2 separate regions of the Homo sapiens genome follow, and region 2 is linked to region 1. Evidence: chromatin contacts called from ENCODE Hi-C or POLR2A ChIA-PET data. All regions are on one chromosome and are shown on one strand. Each heading gives the region's core, a stretch centred on a gene start or an enhancer-like site at or near the end of the contact. The rest is flanking DNA. Distances are from core to core; before and after follow the strand shown. Region 1 holds the start of PSG9 (pregnancy specific beta-1-glycoprotein 9). Region 2 overlaps ETHE1 (ETHE1 persulfide dioxygenase).

Evidence for each region. A loop is a pair of places that touch in the nucleus more often than their neighbours do. ChIA-PET counts read pairs that join two places held with the same protein, here RNA polymerase II (POLR2A). Pooled maps may share reads with other maps.
Region 2: a loop to region 1 is called in a map of CD8-positive, alpha-beta T cell, with 14 times the contacts of the local background. The contact joins the enhancer-like site here to the promoter of PSG9 in region 1. A Hi-C loop is called at or near these places in 1 of 168 maps with a recorded cell type or tissue (CD8-positive, alpha-beta T cell) and 10 of 50 pooled maps. POLR2A ChIA-PET finds 5 or more read pairs at or near these places in 2 of 52 experiments (BJ and IMR-90).

What each region holds. Positions count from the first base shown.
Region 1 is chr19:43,265,557-43,271,736 of GRCh38, reverse strand. PSG9 (pregnancy specific beta-1-glycoprotein 9) reads left to right here and starts at 2,207. Exons shown (of 6, transcript NM_002784.5): 1 at 2,207-2,369; 2 at 3,588-3,953. The coding sequence starts at 2,306.
Region 2 is chr19:43,516,272-43,522,451 of GRCh38, reverse strand. All of the region lies in intron 3 of ETHE1 (ETHE1 persulfide dioxygenase), which reads left to right. Among named protein-coding and RNA genes, the nearest start is that of ETHE1, 7.8 kb to the left of the region's middle. Within about 2 kb of position 2,916, at least 2 of the 41 ENCODE cell types and tissues checked have a DNase peak (open chromatin) inside an H3K27ac peak, as active enhancers do.

The DNA.
Region 1 (6,180 bases), core at 958-3,457:
AACATGACACTATGAGCATCATGACATCCAGGGACACCAGCAGGGTGTGGTACTGTGCCCTGGAGTCAGAATCCTGGGTTCTGGTCCCTGGGAGTGAGAAAATGAAAATGACTTGTCCTTGCCCCCCTGACGTTGATCTTCCCACCCTGCTGCTCCCTCTTCTGCTCTCAAACCCATGTGCAGTGCTCAGCCCCAGGCATCACTGCCCCCAGGGTATTCACAGTGTTGCCTACTGCACACAAACACAAACTCACAGAAGGTGACAAAAATCTGCGTTTGGGACATCTGATTGTGAAAGAGGGATAACAGTGAACGTAGAGCCACAGAGACTGGGACTCACGGGGCTGGAAGGTGAAGGAGCTGTAACATAACATATGTGTGACCTCGTGTGAAGTGGAATAAAACATGCAGCCTGGCCTGGGATTGCTGCCGTTCACACTTCCCTCCCTGTCCACCAGAGGGCGACAGAGTCCCTCCCAGCCTGGAGCCTTCCCAGGGGATGCCAACCTCCCTCAGCGGAACCCACAGCCCAGCAGGGTCCACCCTCACCAGGGTCACTTCGGCCCAAGTCCTCAGCACCCTCCATGCTCCCCACACGGACTCTGTCAGTTCCTCCCTGACCTGGCGGCCGCCAACCTAACACCACTCCCTCTGCAGGGAGCTCCTGCCCCACACACCTGCTCCTTCCCTGGGCCCAGCTAAAGGCATCTCCCAGGGCAGCGCTGGTGCACGCGACGCCACACTGGGCGCTTTCCCCTCGTGAACTCTCTCCATCCTCATCAACTCTTTCTGTCACTGCTCCCTAAATGCCTGCCCCTGCTCCATCTGTCCTGTTCTCTGGGGCTTCCCAGGCCAAGCCTAGCGCCGACACAGAACAGCGGCTGCCTGAGGGCCCACAGCCTCCCCGGGAATCAGCCAGGCACCCTGTCACCTGCCTGCCCCCTGCACCCCAGGGGGCTCAGAGAGCGTGTGATGGTCATTCACAGGTACCATCCGGGATGTGGCCACCTACCCCCAGCTGTCCCTTGGGAAGACAGACCTCTCCTGTGTACTTGCGTGGAGAAGGGCGGTGTTATTGCTCTTTGCTCCCAGAACACAACTCACCCCCACCCGCCCTCTCAGGTGTGAGCAACGTCCCTCCAGAGAGCCTCTCTGGTCACTGCCTGTTCCTCCTCTACAGACAGCAGCTTGGCCAGGTCAAAACCCTCAGGACAGACCCCTGGGTGTGTCAGCACATGGAGGGCTGAGCCCATCATGGCCACGGAGTAAGTCGGGATGAATCTCTCCAGCTCTGAACCCCTGCTCTGTCCCAGGCTCCCCCTCCTGCGTCTCAATGAGCCATGTCCCGCGGGGTTCCTGGGTAACTCCCCACTTCCTCCTGCACCACCACGGGGAAGGTGTGGTGACCACAGGACAATCAGCTGGGCAGAGAAGAGAGGACATCAAAGATGGTCAGGGAGAACATGAGAAACCCTGAGCTCCAGCTCAGCCGCCAGACCCCAGGGAGCCATAGACTGACAGAGAACTGTCCCTTTGACTATGGGACTCACAGCCCCCACTGAGCAACCAGCACAGGCCTCTCCTCCTAAGAGGCATGAGAGATTCACCCTGCACACCTCCAGGAAGGACAGTTTCCTCTGGGACACCCAGGTCCTGAAAGTCCATCCTTGGAAGCTGCAGTCAAGCTTGACACGATTAGAGAAAGGAAGGGTCCCTCTCACCAGGCAACACACAGCTCACCCACAGCACAATGGGGTGTCACTGTGACAGGGACCTGGTGCATCTCCAGCCTCCTGCACTGAAGGGGAGAGCCAGATGGGGATGAAAGAGGGTAAAAGGCATGAATGTGCACCCCAACCCAGAGCCATGGGGACAGCAGGAGGCTGAGGCCCAGGACTGTGCTTGCCCAACCTGCAGGGTATGTGCCTGACTGTGTGGGTCTGTGTGTGTCTCTTCTGTGTGTGTGTGTGTGTGTGTGTGTGTGTGTGTGTGTCTGCACAAAGTGTGTGTTGAGGTTTGGTGAAAGAATCACTGCTGAAAAAGGCAGAGGCCTCCACAACTCCCAGGGACCTGAAACACAGACAAAAGGAAAAACAGAAGGAGGGACAAGGAGGCAGGACTGAGAGAGAAGGGGACAGAGAGGTGTCCTGGGACTGACCCCGCCCATGAGCTTGAGAAGTGCTCCTGCCCCGGGAAGAGGCTCAGCACAGAAGGAGGAAGGACAGCACAGCTGACAGCCGTGCTCAGACAGCTTCTGGATCCCAGGCTCATCTCCACAGAGGAGAACACACAGGCAGCAGAGACCATGGGGCCCCTCCCAGCCCCTTCCTGCACACAGCGCATCACCTGGAAGGGGCTCCTGCTCACAGGTGAGGAGAGAACTTCCTGGGAGAGGACAGGGGGAGGAAGCGGAGTGACTGGATGGGGTCTCCTGGAGAGGATGGGGTTGTAAAATAAAAGAAGCCAGCTCTTAGGGAGGCTGAGGTGGGTGGATCACGAGATCAGGAGTTCAAGATCAGTCCGGCCAATGCAGTGAAGCCCAGTCTCTCCTAAAAATATAAAAAATTAACCAGGTATGGTGGTGTACTCCTGTAATCCTAGCTACTCGGGAGGCTGAGGTGGGAGAATCATGTGAACCCGGGAGGCAGAAGTTGCAGCTAGCCGAGATACCGCCACTGCACGCCAGCCTGGGCGACAGTACGAGACTCCGTCTCAAAAAAAAAAGAAAAAAAGGAAAGAAGGCTCTGTTGCAGCCTGGATAGGGGAAAATACACCAGAGAGGGACAGGGGTCAAAAGAGGAAAGTCACATTGAACCGGAATTGGTAAGAGGTAGGAAAATCTTAAGTGTTCTGTTTTCCTGATTAATCATCCGGGGCCACCACATTTTGAAAAATGATAATAATAACTATATCAGATGACACTTCAAATAAAAATATAAGCAGGACATGAAACACTATCCTCAGCAAAAAACCTCAACAATTGGGGGAAAAAAAAACACCCAGGGCATGGAGGGCCCTGAGAACTCTCACATCTACAGGAGTCTGCAGCCTGTCCCAGGCACTGGGGTGCAACCAGGATCACAAAAGTCCCTGTCCTCACGGAGCTCACGCTGTCATGGGGAGGAAGACAGACATGCGAAGAGATGTAGAATGTGAGATCAGGTGTTGACAAGAACCCTGGAGGGAGCAGAGCAGGGAAAGGTCAGAAAGGGAAGACCCAGGGTCTCTGAAGGAGGTGTCAGGAAAGAAGTCTAAGGATGCCCTGATGTGAGCAGGACCTGAGGGCAGTGTGGAGGGGGCCGTGTGGACCCCTGGGGAAGAGGATTCCAAACAGAAAAATGCCAAGGTCAGAAGTGTTGAAGGAATGGGGGTCATGCTGCTGACCTTGACCTAGTAGGACAGTAGGACACACACACATACACATACACAAACACACATGCCCGTTTTTTGTGTGTGTTTGTTTGTATGTGTGCGTGTGTGTATCTTCAAGGCTGAGGATGGAAGAGACCTTCTCAGGACCCAGGGCCCCATCTTTTCACCACAATACATAGGTCTCAATATTAACTGATGCTGTCTCCCCCTCCTAGCATCACTTTTAAACTTCTGGAACCCGCCCACCACTGCCGAAGTCACGATTGAAGCCCAGCCACCCAAAGTTTCTGAGGGGAAGGATGTTCTTCTACTTGTCCACAATTTGCCCCAGAATCTTCCTGGCTACTTCTGGTACAAAGGGGAAATGACGGACCTCTACCATTACATTATATCGTATATAGTTGATGGTAAAATAATTATATATGGGCCTGCATACAGTGGAAGAGAAACAGTATATTCCAACGCATCCCTGCTGATCCAGAATGTCACCCGGAAGGATGCAGGAACCTACACCTTACACATCATAAAGCGAGGTGATGAGACTAGAGAAGAAATTCGACATTTCACCTTCACCTTATACTGTGAGTGATTCCACATGATCCCTGGGTGTTGGGGGGAAGGGGTCATTTCTACTTCACACACACAGGATTGTCAGGCCTGGACTCTGCCTGTGTCACTCTCTGCATTATGTCCCATGCTGGGGTTTGGGCATTTAGTGCAGGACACACACAGAGGAGACAAATTTCAACAGATCAGAATTCCTTTCCCGCATCCAGACCCTGCAGACACTCGCTGCAGAGGAAGGACAGTCTGATGGGGGGACTCAGCAGGAGGAGATCAGTCTCAGCCAAGCACATCATGCCCTCTTCATAAATTTGACCCTGAGAAAGACCCTGGAGAACTGAGTAGGGCTTGGCTTGAGGGGACCCCTGAGATACTCTCAGAGAAGCTCAGCCCTAGAAGCCTCAACCCCAGACCCCTGTCCCTAAATCCTTGCTCCAGTTAAGCTGAGGAGCCTGTGCCAGTGCTGGGTTGTGGCTTCTTGGGCAGGCCTTACTGGGACCAAGAATTTACCAGCTGTCTGAGGACTGTGTCTCCTGGAGCTGTTCACCAGCCAGGGCTCAGCCCTCAGAGTCTCATCTGGGCAAGGACAGAGCTTTTTCAGCTGACACTCAGAGTGGAGAGGACAGAAAGACAAGCTTTGTAGGACATCAGCCAACTGCCTTGGGAGGCTTAGGACAGTCCATAGAAAGTCTAATGTCCCCAGAAGCAGAAACAGAAGGGAGAAGATGTACCTGGTAGCAGCTTGTCCACAGGGATCTGACATAAGGTGCTTTCTCATGGAAGCAAATTAATAATAAATGCTGCTTGTGTGAAACCTCCACTGTGCCAAGCATTAGGTCAGGTGACTGTGAATCATTTAACATTTATTCACAGATAGCATGAAAAGCCACAGTCCATTTGCCATTTAGTTTATTTGATTGAGAGAAAACTGAGGCACAGGAAGGTGCAGTCACTGAACCAGAGTCACACAAACACAAAGGGGAGATCAGGGTCACATGAGGTCTGTCTGCAGCCACAGGCCTATCCTCTCCTCCACCAGAAGTGAGGGCTTACTGGGTTCCAAGGACCCCATAGTCATTTATTGGCTCAAATCCTCTCTTCTTAGGCATCCAAACCTCAGAGGAGTGAGAGCAAATGGTCAGCTGATTAGTCTGTATTCCAGAACTAAATCACCTGCCTCAACCATCAGAGTCAGTGCAAAAAATATGTCCAGGCCTCCCCCTCAGATCTTAACCCCCATCACTGAACGTGAAATCCTGTGTTTCCCAAAGTGTCCATGTCACTGTCATGAGAGGATCAAGGAGAGGACCTTGTTTTCTTTCCCCACTCACACCCTACACCAGCACAGGCCCAGCGAGAGACACACACTCAGGAGCTCTCACATAATGAATGAAGAACTTGAATGAAGAAATGAATGATCCAAAACCTCTTTAGAGACTGAATTTGCATGCAGAATCCTAGGAGGTTCTAGCCACACCTGTCCCTTGTCCTTCAGAGGCTGACACCCACGTTTCATCCCCCCACTACCTCTTGCCCCTAAAGCCACCCCACCTCATGTAACTCTGAAGCTCTTTGGCCACCGGAGGGTTCTCAGGGCTCCTTGGTCCTGGACTGTGGAACTGGGGGCACCTGGGCCCTGGGGTCTCTGAAGTCAGTGTCTCCCTCACTGCTCACTGCCATGGTGTCTCTGCCTCTCTCTGCTTCTCTGTGTCCCTCATCTTCCTCCCACTTCATTCTGACTGGCAAGCCCTGTCCTGCACAGCTTCTTCCCCCACCCCTAGGCCTTCCCCAGACATTCCCTCTAACTAGGCTGGCTGTTCGGTTCCCTTCCTACTAACACTGTGGCCTGGCCCACCTCCCAGGAAATAGGAAAGGCACAGAAATCACCTGGAGTTGCCACTCCTGCCTGGCTTCATCTCCAGCCAATGTCCCCAGGTCACTAAGAGAAATATTCCACTGTATTCCCATCCATGGCTCTTTCCCTTTGTCAGTCTGACCTGTGGACAAGAACATGGGACAGGGATAGGCAGTTCCTCCATCCACTCATAATTGCCAGACAAGTTCTTCTGGCCTCCTGCACACACACACAAAAAAAATTATTGAAATGGTGGTCTGTAGTCGGAGAAAGATTTTAATGACTCCAAGTCTGCCAAACAGGAGGACGGATGTTTATTATTACTCAAATCAGCCTCCCCAGTGGATCAGGGGTTAGAGATTTTCAAGGATCGTTTCAGGGGCACAGGA
Region 2 (6,180 bases), core at 1,667-4,166, 250 kb before region 1:
CATATAGGTTTTTTTTTAAATTTGTTTGAGACAGGCTCTTGTTCTATTGCCCAAGCTGGTATGCACTGGCGTGAGCATAGCTCATTGCAGCCTCCAACTCCTGGGCTCAAGTGATCCTCCTACCGCAGCCTCCTGAGTAGCTGGGACTATGGGCATGTGCCACCATGCCCAGCTAATTTTTAAACAATTTTTTGTAGAGACTGAGTCTTGCTGTGTTGCTCAGATTGGTCTCAAACTCCAGGCCTCAAGCAACCCTCCTGCCTCGGCCTCCCAAAGTGTTGGGATTACAGGTGTGAGCCCCATCTAGTTTTTACATGTTACTTTGATAGTTTTCAATGTGAAAAAAAGTTAAAATGATTCTTAGCTTACAGGCCTTACAAAAACTGATGGCAGGCCAAATTTGGTCCACTGGCCATAATTTTTGCCCTACAAAATGGGCAGGTTGTGGTGGCTCCTAGGCTCAAGCGATCCTCCTTGCCTCAGCCTCCCAAAGTACAAAGTGAATTACAGGCATGAGCCACTACACCCTATTTTCCTTCTGATTATTCAGTTTTTGGCTACCACGAATAATGCTGCTATGAAGATTCTTCTGCTAATATCTTAGGGAACATTGTCATGAATTCTAAGGACTGGATTTTCTGGGTCACTGAGTCGACAAATGTTTAATTTTCATAGAAACTCCCAGTTTCTTGAACTGGTTGTTCATCTTACATAAAAGATGGGACAAATTTAAGTGGTTTCATTGTAGAATGAGTTTTCTTTCTTTCTTTTTTTTTTTTTTAGAGACAGAGTCTCACTCTGTCCCCCAGGTTGGAGTGCAGTGGCACAATCTTGGCTCACTGCAATCTCTGCCTCCCTCTGGGAGCCTCAGTTCCCTGCGCTAAAACACAGGGTTTATCACAGCACCTTCCTCTTGAGGCTGTTTCAAGGATTAGCTGGCTGCCTTCAGGATCTCCAACCCAGAGGTTCCCCTTCTAGGTGTGAAGCCCAGAGACACCCTTGCTCATGTGCACAAAAGACAGCAGGGGTGTAGGGCAGGGGACAAAGTACACAGCAGGGGACTGTTTAATACATGATGACGCTACAAGGCAGTGGATCGCCAAAACAGGAGTAATTCTTTTTTTTCTGAGACAGAGCCTCACTCTGTCACCCAGGCTAGAGTGCAGTGGCGCAGTCTCGGCTCACTGCAACCTCCGCCTTTCGGTGATCCTTCTGCCTCAGCCTCTCCAGTAGCTGGGATTACAGGTGCGCACCACCACATCTGGCTAAATTTTATGTTTTTATTAGAGATGGGGTTTCGCCATACTGCCAGGCTGGTCGTGAGCACCTGGCCTCAAGTGATCTGCGTGCCTCAGCCTCCCAAAATGCAGGGATTACAGGAGTGAGCCACCGCACCTGGCCCAAGTTTTCTTTTTTTAATAAACTGATTGAGAAGTGAACATCTTAGCTGCCACAGGGTGGCCGAATCAGAAAGTTAGGTTTGCTGTTAAATATGCTGGCTTAGAGAAGTACTGCTGAAAACACTGATCCCCCAGGTCCCTTAGAATCAGAGAGTCTGATTTAATTGTTCTGGGTGGACACAAGGAATTGGCATGTTTTAAAAGCTCCACCATTGATTCTTATGTGGCTCAAGTGTGGGTTTCAATACTTCCTCCTTTTAACATTGTGAAACGAGTAATTTTTCTTCCAACATTTTATTATGAAAAATTTCAAGCATAGAGAAAAGCTGAAAAAAAATTTTTTTTTTTTTTTGAGACAGGGTCTCACTTTGTCATCCAGGCTGGAGTGCAGTGGTGCAATCATAGCTCACTGCAGCCTCAACCTCCTGGCTCAAGCGATCCTCCTGCCTCAGGCTTCCAAATAGCTGGAACTACAGGTGTGCACCACCACTCCTGGCTAGTTTTTGTGTTTTTTGTAAAGACAGAGTTTTGCCACATTGCCCAGGCTGGCCTCGACCTCCTGGGCTCAGGCAATCCTCCCTCCTTGGCCTCCCAAAGTGCTGGGATTAGAGTGAGCCACTGCACCAGGCTTAAAATTTTTTTTTACAGTGTACATCTCTAACCATCCATCACTTCATCTTTTTTTCTTTTGAGATGGAGTCTCACTCTGTTGCCCAGGCTGGCGTACAGTGGCACAATCTTGGTTTACTGCAACCTCTGCCTCCTGGGTTCAAGCGATTCTCTTGCCTCAGCCTCCCGAGTAGCAGTAGCTGGATTTACAGGCGAGTGCCACCACACCCAGCTAATTGATTTTTAAAAGATTTTTAGTAGCGATGGGGTTTCACCATGTTGGCCAGGCTGGTCTCGAACTCCTGACCTCAAGTGATCCACCTGCCTTGACCTCCCAAAGTGCTAAGATTACAGGTTTGAGCTGCTGTGTCCGACCTATTCTTTTTTTTTTTTTTTTGGGTGGGGGTCTCGCTATGTTGTCCAGGCTGGTATTGAACCCTGGCTAAGGTGATCCTCCCGCCTCAGCCTCCCAAGTAGCTGGGCCTACAGACGTGCACCATCATGCCTTGCTGTAATTGTTCTATTTTATTATTAGTTATTATTGATTTATTAATGTGCCTAATTTATAAATTAAACTCTATCATAGGTGCGTATGTATAGGAAAAAGCATAGTGTGTAGGGTTCTGTACTATCTGCGGTTTTAGGCATCCACTCCGGGTCTTGAAATGTATCCCAGGCAGATAAGAGGTGTTTACTATAGTTTTGAGTAATGAAGGGAAAGAACTTGGGAACCAAATGGAAAAGAAGCTGAGAGCTTACTTGCCACCAGGGGGCAGTGTAGGCCGTGGGAACTCCAAGGCCAGCAAGCTGAATGCTTTACAGGATTCCTTCTGGGTTATGTTTCTTTGATGGGGGTAGTTTCAGGTTTAGCTGCTGCAGGCAACAGATGAAAGAAAAGCTCTGGGGATGTGTCACAGACATGATGCATCATGGAAGGGAAGAATGAATTTGTTGAAAGAATTTGGGGTTAGGCAGGCTGGGCTGTTGCGGAAATCACTCGACAAGTTTCAGGGACAATGAAGGCTGCTTTAGGTCAAGATGTTATATGTTCCCCACCCACAATTTCTTATTTTGAATTTTTTAAAATCTACATTGAAATAATAGTACAAAATATAACAATACACAAGCACAGGCCGGGCGCGGTGGCTCACGCCTGTAATCCTGGCACTTTGGGAAGCCGAGGTGTGCGGATCACCCGAGGTCAGGAGTTTGAGATCAGCCTGGCCAACATGATGAAACCCCGTCCCTACTAAAAATACAAAAATTAACCGGGCATGGTGGCACGCTCCTGTAATCCCAGCTACTCAGGAGGCTGAAGCATGAGAATCACTTGAACACCCAGGAGGTAGAGGTTGCAGTGAGACGAGATCGCACCACTGCACTCCAGCCTGGGCCACAGAGCAAGACTGTCTCAAAAAAAAAAAAAAAAAAAAAAAAAAAAAACAAGCACAAATTTCATCAGCCATCAGAGCAATTATGTCACTATAGGTCATGAAACTTTTAGAACCGCGCCCCTCTCCCCCAAATGTTTTTGGGGAATGCGAGTGAAAATGGGCAAAAAGTCCAAAAATCGTTTTGATTTTGCAGAATGTCAGGGTTCTCTAGGCTATACTTTGAGACTTCCTCTTTTACAAAACCTTTGTCACGTCTAACAAAATATGCAGTAACTTTTTTTTTTTTTTTTTTTTTTTGAGACAAGAGTCTCGCTCTGTCGCCCAGGCTGGAGTGCAGTGGTGCGATCTCGGCTCACTGCAAGCTCCGCCTCCCGGGTTCATGCCATTCTCCTGCCTCAGCCTCCCGAGTAGCTGGGACTACAGACGCCCACCACCACGCCCAGCTAATTTTTTTTTTTGTATTTTTAGTAGAGACGGGGTTTCACCATGTTAGCCAGGATGGTCTCGATCTCCTGACCTCGTGATCCGCCCGTCTCGGCCTCCCAAAGTACTGGGATTACAGGCGTGAGACACCACGCCCGGCCAATATGCAGTAACTTTATATCATTATTAAATATTCAGCTGTGTTCAGATGTCTCCAATTACCCGAGGAATAATTTTTACAGCTTTTTTTTTCTTTTTTCTTTCTTTTTTTGGTAGAGATAGGATCTCACCATGTTGCCCAGGCTGGTCTCAATCTCCTGGGCTCAAATGATCTTCCCCTCTCGGTGACTCAAAGTGCTGTAATTATAGGTGTGAGCCACGGTGCCCAGCCTACGGCTGTTTTTAGGAACCAGGATACAATTGAGCTTAGTGTTTGGCCATTATGTCTATTTAGTCTCTTTTGTGTGTGTGTTTGTGTTTTCTTTTTCCTTCTTTTCTTTTTGTTTTGTTTTCTTTTTTATTATTTATTTATTATTTTTTATTTATCAAAAATCTTTTTGGATCTAGAACAGTTTCATATCCTTTTGCCCCAGGATATTGACTTTTTTTTTTGAGACAGTCTCGCTCTGTCACCCAAGCTGAGGATATTGACTTTTGTTTTTTGTTTTTTTTTTTTGAGACGGAGTGTTGCTCTGTCACTCAGGCTGGAATGCAGTGGCATGATCTCTGCTCACTGTAACCTCTGCCTCCCAAGTTCAAGCAATTCTACTGCCTCAGCCTCCCCAGTAGCTGGGACTATAGGCATGTGCCACCACGCTTGGCATGCTTGGCTAATTTTTTTTTTTTTTTTGAGGCGGAGTCTCACTCTGTCACCCAGGGTGGAGTGCAGTGGCGTGATCTCAGCTCACTGCAGCCTCCGCTTCCTGGGTTCAAGCAATTCTCCTGCCTCAGCCTCCCGAGTAGCTGGGATTACAGACATCACCACCACGCCTGACTAATATTTGTATGTTTTGTGGAGATGGGGTTTCACCATGTTGGCGAGGCTGATCTTGAACTCCTGACCTCAGGTCATCCACCTGCCTTGGCCTCCCAAAGTGTCGCGATTAGGCGAGCCACCGTGCCTGGCTTCGGCTAATTTTTGTATTTTTAGTATGGATGGGGTTTCACCATGTTCACCAGTCTGGTCTCAAATTCCTGACCTCAAGTAATCTACCTGCCTCGGCCTCCCAAAGTGCTGGGATTACAGGCGTGAGCCACCGTGCCTGGCCGCATTTAATACATTTAACCTACTGAACATTATAGGTTAGCCTACTTTACCTTAAAGTGGTCAGAACATTTACATTAGCCTACAGTTGGGCAAACTCATCTAACACAAAGCCTTGTATTTTATACAAGAGTGTTGAATATCTCATGTAATTTATTGAATACTGAATTGAAAGTGAAAAACAGAATGGCTGTATGGGTGCATGGAATATGATTTCTATTGAAAGTGTATCACTTTTGGCTTGGTGCAGTGGCTCATGCCTGTAATCCCAGCACATTGAGAGGCTGAGATGGGAGGATTGCTTGAGGCCAGGAGTTCAAGACCAGGCTGGTCAACATAGTGAGAGCCCATCTTTACTGAAGAAAAAAAAAGACAAATGAAAAAAAGAAATAAAATGTATCACTTTCACATTATTGTAAAGTCAATAAATTGTTAGTCATCGGGCACATCACACCTGTAATCCCAACACTTTGGGAGGCTAGTGTGGGCAGATTGCTTGATGCCAGGAGTTCAAGACCAGCCTGGTCAACATGATGAAACCTCGTCTCTACTAAATAACAGTACAAAAATTAGCTAGACACAGTGATGCGTGCCTGTTATCCCAGCTACTCAGAAGGCTGAGACACAAGAATCACTTCAACCCAGGAGGCCGAGGTTGCAGTGAGCCGAGATCATGCCACTGCACTCCGCAGCCTGGGCGACAGAGAGAGACTCTATCTCAAAAAAAAAAAAAAAAAAGAAAAAAAGAAAGAAAAAAAAGCCAGGCATGGTGGCTGACTCACACCTGTAATCCCAGCATTTTGGGAGGATGAGGCAGGCGGATCATTTGAGGTCAGGAGTTTGAGACCAGCCTGGCCAATGTGGTGAAACCCCATCTCTACTAAAAAGACAAAAATTAGCCAGGTGTGATGGTGAGTGCCTGTAATCCCAGCTACTCAGGAGGCTGAGGCAGGAGAATCGCTTGAACCCGGGAGGCGGAGGTTGCAGTGAGCCGAGATCGCACCACTGCACTCCAGCCTGGGTGACAGAGTGAGACTCTGGTTAAAAAAAAAAAAATCATAAGTCAGACCATCTTAAGTCAAGGACCACA